2 separate regions of the Mus musculus genome follow, and region 1 is linked to region 2. Evidence: chromatin loops called from intact Hi-C (ENCODE). Cell type or tissue: gastrocnemius. All regions are shown on one strand. Each heading gives the region's core, and the rest is flanking DNA. Links, peaks and the distances in the headings are about the cores only.

Region 1 (2,911 bases), core at 265-2,764, 160 kb after region 2:
ATTGTCTGACTTCAGTATGTATTCGATAACAATTAAGCTCTGGCCTAGATCTTTAAAGACAATTCAGCTGAGTGGTAGCAAACGAATCAGAAAGGCAAACATTCAAGAAAAAGGCTGAGAGGACCCATGATCCTTGCAGCCTTGATGGGAGACACACAAATGATGGCAAAGGTCTAGCACATGCTGTTTCCAAAGACTGAGTTTAAACCCCAGAGTAAACTCTGATGCATAAAGGAGCGTAATTTGTAGCTACTCAGGAATTGCAGAGAAATGAATTTTCTCAGAAATCAAGATGTTATTTTTGTATACTATATTACTTAGATAACTCTATGTCATTTGCTGTAATCAATTTCTAAAAATCAGATGGAATAAGCAACTGATGTTCTTGGGAAAAAAAGGAAAATGCATTCTTAAACTATTCCAATAACACTTAAGTAGAGTAAAGGTGAAAATTCTAAATTGAACATTGTTAAGTGATTAAGCATTCTTTACATTTCAAAACATGCATTTTTGCCTATGTTGCATCATCCTAATTCAATTATACAACTTATTTCTTTTGTTATGGAAGATACCAATGAGGAAGTAAAGGTGTTTTAGCAAGCTGTATTGAATAAAAAAGAAAAAAGATACTTGGAGTAATATATTAAGGTTGTTAGTTCAAGATATGATCATGGAAATAGACTGTTGGATAATAGAAACTTTGACATGTCATGTATATTGGGCATGGAGAGATGGCTCAGTATTAAGAGCACTTGTTTTTCTTGCAGAGGGCCTGGGTTCATTTCTAAGAGGTCACATGGGAGCTCACAACTATGTGGAACTTCAGTTCAGAGAGACCTAATGACCTCTTCGGTCTTCTAGAGACACCGTATACATATGGTGTACAAGTATATATGTTGGTAAAACACACATATTCATAAAATAAAAATAAATAAATCACCTCTTGCCTGGAACCACTCAGAAGACACATAGAAGACCTGAGTGCCACTAAGATGAGCAAGTAACTGGTGGAGAGATCGAAGAGAAAGAGAAGGTGTGTGCACAATGAAGAGATGTAGAACTCAAGACTTGGGGATAGTGAGGAACGTCCGGATGTGAGAAGCCAGTGATGCCACCTGAGGCCATAGTAAGGTCCCAGCCTATGCTGTCACTGAGGGTCATGTCTGTGTCTATGAACCTATGGCATCAGGGTGTGGGTGTCTGTGTTGATGTCTATGGACCATGTTGCCACAAAGGCCAAGCATGCACATCCCTGGTTTGTGGAGAGTTGGCCCCACCCCTCACTGGCTGCCACATTTGGGAGAGCTGGTCCCATCTGTCACCAGGATAGCATGTCAGAGCTGGTCCCACCCCTCATCAGAACAGCATGACAAAGCTGGCCCTGAGGGCCTGAGAGCAGGTGAGCAGGCCCTGATCCACACTGGCTTGTGCTGAAGAACTGGCTCTGACTGCATGAGCATGGGAGAGCTGTCCGGCTGAGCAGCTCAGCTACCACCCAGACCCAGATCCACCTAAACATCTACCCGACTGATGAACTGCTGGAGCATGGGAAGGGGCTGGTCCTGCAGAACCAAAACCACCGCAAGATCTTCATTGCACAGGGCAACAACAGGATATCCAAGAGGAGTCCCGGTGAGGATCTAGTACTGATAGTGTAGCAGAATCTAGACCAATGACTCATTCCAGTGAACATCTGGAAGTAAAGCTGTTTGGGCAAAAGGGCATATTGCATGACACACTGTGCCACAGCTCAGCTTCCGCAGCAAAATTTTTTGCTTGTATGTTTTCTTTTGGGGGGAAGTTGCAATGGTGAAGTGTGGAGAAGGAGAGATGGGGACATGAGTGGCATTTAGGTGCAGGATGTAAAATTCACAAAAAAATCAATTAAAAAAAATGGACCAGGGTAAGGCATAGACAAGATCACCACAACCATGAGCAGCCCTTCATGGATGCAGGGTGGCTGCCTGGGTCTGTGTACCAGAGCACAGAATAGATTATTCATGCAACTCTCTAATTAAATGATTCCCTAGACAGAGGGCAGGTGATGACCAGTGTGTGAAGAACTTGCCGTTCAAGCACAAACACCTGAGTTTGGATTCATAGCACTCACATTAGTGTTGTGCACAGAGGGGTGCCTCTGGGGAAGGGGGGACATAGGTTAACCCTGAGACCTCATTAGCTAGCCAGTCTAGCCATAGAGCAAACCCCAGGTTCAGGGGGAGACCTTGTCTCAAGAAACTAGGGAGAGTAATAGAAGAATTGATTTTGACCTAGGGCCTCTCTGCGTGCACACACACACACACACACACACACACACACACACACACATACAGAATTGACATTGACCTGGGGCCTCTATGCACACACACATACACACGCAGAATTGACATTGATCTAGGGCCTCTATGCACACACACGCACACACACAGACACACAGACACACAGACACAGACACACACACACACACACACACACACACACACACAGACACACACACACACACTCCTTACCATGAAAACTGCTAACCTGCAACACTTGGCAGAGGGAAAAAAGTCCCAGACTCAGTGTAACAGGATGATACAGGCCATTTGCTCTGAGGATCTTGGTGGGAAACCCCAGTCTCCAGTTAAGCTGAAAACTTTCCCTTAGTAGCCTCAGGAAACAGATAAAAGTGAGAAGAAGCTGTATTCTGGGGAAAAAGGCAGCGCTCATGGGATATTTGCCAAACAAAACCTCACAAGTGCCCTGTGTGACTTAACACCACTGAATTAATAAGTTCTGAAACTTAATAAATCTCTTCTTTGCTGGAAGGACTCATAAACATGTTTCCTATAGCTATTAGCTACTTACTAGCTACTAAAGTTATTAAAATTACTATTTTGAAAATAAATAAATCACTCACTTTCTAAGA
Region 2 (2,911 bases), core at 111-2,610:
CTCAAAGAGCTAAGTCACATTTCTCAAGCATCTCAATTTCAACAGCTCCAACACTTGGACATTATCTTTGAATTTAAAATGTTAACTAGTTATTTAAAAAATGGTAATTTTCAGTCAGCTTAAGCACATAGTTTTATGGCTCAAGGAAGTTAGATAAATGAAAGAATGTCTTTTTTAAAAGGAGAGTTTTACTAGCAGTTACATACAGACTTGGTGAGACATGTTAAGTGGATTTATACATAAGCAAAAACTCTTACAGAAACCTACAGACAACTGTGAACAGGGTATTTCATCAGGGGTAAAAAAAACACCAAATGGGGAGTGGGAAGGTAACTCTGGCATTTTTTTCCATAACTCTAAGTAGCGGCATTTTAGGGGGAGGAATTCAATTTTATGCACACAAAAAGATGAAACATTAACAGGGAAAACACAGACATTTGTGAAATATTTTATGGTGGACGAGTAAAATATTTCAAAAGCATAATAGATACACCTTCTTTTTGGTAATAATGAAGAGGAATCGCTTAGAGCAAAAGAACTTACAACTCCAAACCGATGAGTAGAAAGCCATACAGCCCTAAGCCACAAACTGATCATTTAAGGACTGTAAAGGCTAAAGGCGACGGGCAAAGTACCAAATCCTAACAATACTACATTTTAAAAGAAGATTTAAAGGAAAAGGACCCAAATCACGAGATGAGGATTAGAAAATTTTGCAAGGTCACTTGAACCTACCAGGTCACCAAAGGTGGAGATTAAGATTGTTGGTGAGAGGAGGTGCGGAGTCAGTGAAAAAAAAAAAAAAGCTGAATGCTAAAAACGTGTCAGAAAAGGACGTTCTGAGGCTGGCGTCCCGGCTCGCGCCGGTGGGATCCGGGTGAAAGTCAGGGCAGCAGTTCTGAGGCGGGGAAGCTGGGACGCCAGCAAGCCGCCGGTCAGGAGGCTGAGCACTGCAGTCACCGAGCCACTTCGCCGGGCTCCGGTGTCACCCGCACAGGCCGGTGCCAGGGCCAGCTCGGGGCAAGCCCGGCGACCCCACCCCGGCGAACTCCGGCCCGGCCGCCCTCCAGAGCCCCGCTGTACTTACCCGCGCAAAGCTGCGGCTCCCGGGGCCCGCAGCCACCGCGGCGGCGCCTCCTCAGCCCTCCGCGCCCAAGATCGCCATCTCGCAGCAGGCGTCGGCCGGGCAGCTCAGGCCGCCCGCAGCCACTCGGATCCCGCACGCCAAGCGCGCCGACACCCGGCCCTCCCCCCACCCACCCCGGCCTACACCTCCCTTCCTCGGGAGCGCGCAGCGTGCTCGCGACTCCGCTGCCGCTGCCGCGCACGGGCGCGCCTCCCCGCCGGGGCCGCTCTGAGCCTCTGGTCCAGACCGGGAATCCAGCTGCCCTCGAGCATGCGCAGCGAGCGCGCGCCCAGCCCGCCTAGGGGCCACTCCGCTCCTCCGGGTCTTCCAGGCGGTCAGGCGGAGAGGCACGCCAACCAATAAGGGAGAGGAGGTGGAGCCAGAGCCGGAAAGGGGGCGGGGCAGCCGCCGGGAAGCCGGTGGTGACTTGTGAACAGCAGCTACCTGGTCTGTTCAGTCAGCTGCAGAGCTTCCTGCATAACCTCAGGGAAGACCCTCCAGGCACGTCCGTGCTTTCGCAGCCAAAGTAGGCTGCGAAGGAAAACCCCTTGACCTCGCTTTAATATTTGATTTAGGGTCCATTAGTAATGGTAGTCACACGAGACCATTGTGTTGGTAATGAAATTGTTCCTTTCTCTTGGCACCACAGTGGCCCAGGGACAAAGCTACTACTGATTGAGCAAGTGCATATATCCCTTTTCGTACAGTTAATGGACACAGTAATTCTGAAAGGTAGCTGTCTCTTGACTCTTTGACACAATGAGTCAACTGGTTTAGAAAAGAGCTGTTGGTAATTTACATTGCGAGAAAGGTCACACTGCAGTGTAATGACCACATTACTCACCATATGGCCCGCCATTCTACTTCAGAGAAAGAACAAAAGTTCTTCCAGAATAAATAGTACATTTAGCCAAACACCTCAGCTAGACCTCACAAATTAATTTAAACCCACCCCAGAGCCGACTAGTTCTCTTGTCAGAAAAGTTCACGAATCCTGGCTTCTTGTTGCCTGTGACACCTTTAACTTCACTACTCCATAGGTAACAAGTTCTCAGCCTAATCACCTTGTAACATTTCTGTTCTAAATATCTTGTTAACATTAAACCACCTTTCTGATTCACTCCGTTGTTGCTGCAACTTTTGAAGAAGAGAAAAAAGTAGTCTACCAAGAAGAACACTAAGGCTCCATGAGTATTTGTAGGACTCAGTAAATACCACTTGAATGAACAAACGTTCATTCTTTTCCACTCTGGTCCATTAGTTACTAGCCCCTAATTTTACATATAAGTTAGGGGCATATGCCTATGGTGCACAAAAATCTCTCAAAAATGTACATGACAATTTTACTTTTCTTCAACCTATTCCTCTTGCTGTGATAAATGACTGGTCCAAAACAACTTAAGGGAAATGGAGTTTACGCTGGCTCATACCTAGTGACCGGAGCTTGAAGCAGCTGGTCACAATAAACCAGAAGTGAGGAAATAGAGTGAGAGGCATGCTTATCATGCCTTTGTTGCATATAGCCCATGGAATGGCCCTGCCCACCTCAGTTACCAGAAGCAAGATAATCCTTTGAAGGCAATGTCAATAGGCCATCTCCCAGGTGATTCTAGATTCTGTCAAGTTTCCAGCGGACACCAAACATCATGTCACTCTAATGCTTAAGGTCATTGGGCACAGTAATAACCTGTCCACAGGTCTTATGACAACGTGCTTTTCAGAGCACCTTCAAGCTCATATGCTATTTGTAGTGCTAGGAGATTACTGAATGTGTCCACTTGGCTG

The links. A loop is a pair of places that touch in the nucleus more often than their neighbours do. Peaks named below come from ENCODE experiments on the same cell type or tissue, not always from the same donor. Only the 100,000 strongest peaks of a DNase experiment are listed, where the experiment ranks them.
Region 1: it touches region 2 in a loop (2.2-fold over the local background); 1 of 42 quality-filtered maps calls a loop at or near these places.

Annotation. Positions count from the first base shown.
Region 1 is chr4:19,867,996-19,870,906 of GRCm38, forward strand. No RefSeq gene overlaps it. Among named protein-coding and RNA genes, the nearest start is that of Slc7a13, 51 kb to the left of the region's middle. In gastrocnemius, for the core only: no CTCF peak of the experiment used is centred there; a DNase peak (open chromatin) is centred at 1,330; H3K27ac peaks cover 383 bases.
Region 2 is chr4:19,707,752-19,710,662 of GRCm38, forward strand. It overlaps Wwp1 (WW domain containing E3 ubiquitin protein ligase 1), which reads right to left and starts at 1,253. Exons shown (of 25, transcript NM_177327.5): 1 at 1,088-1,253. In gastrocnemius, for the core only: no CTCF peak of the experiment used is centred there; a DNase peak (open chromatin) is centred at 1,423; H3K4me3 peaks cover 1,901 bases; H3K27ac peaks cover 2,416 bases.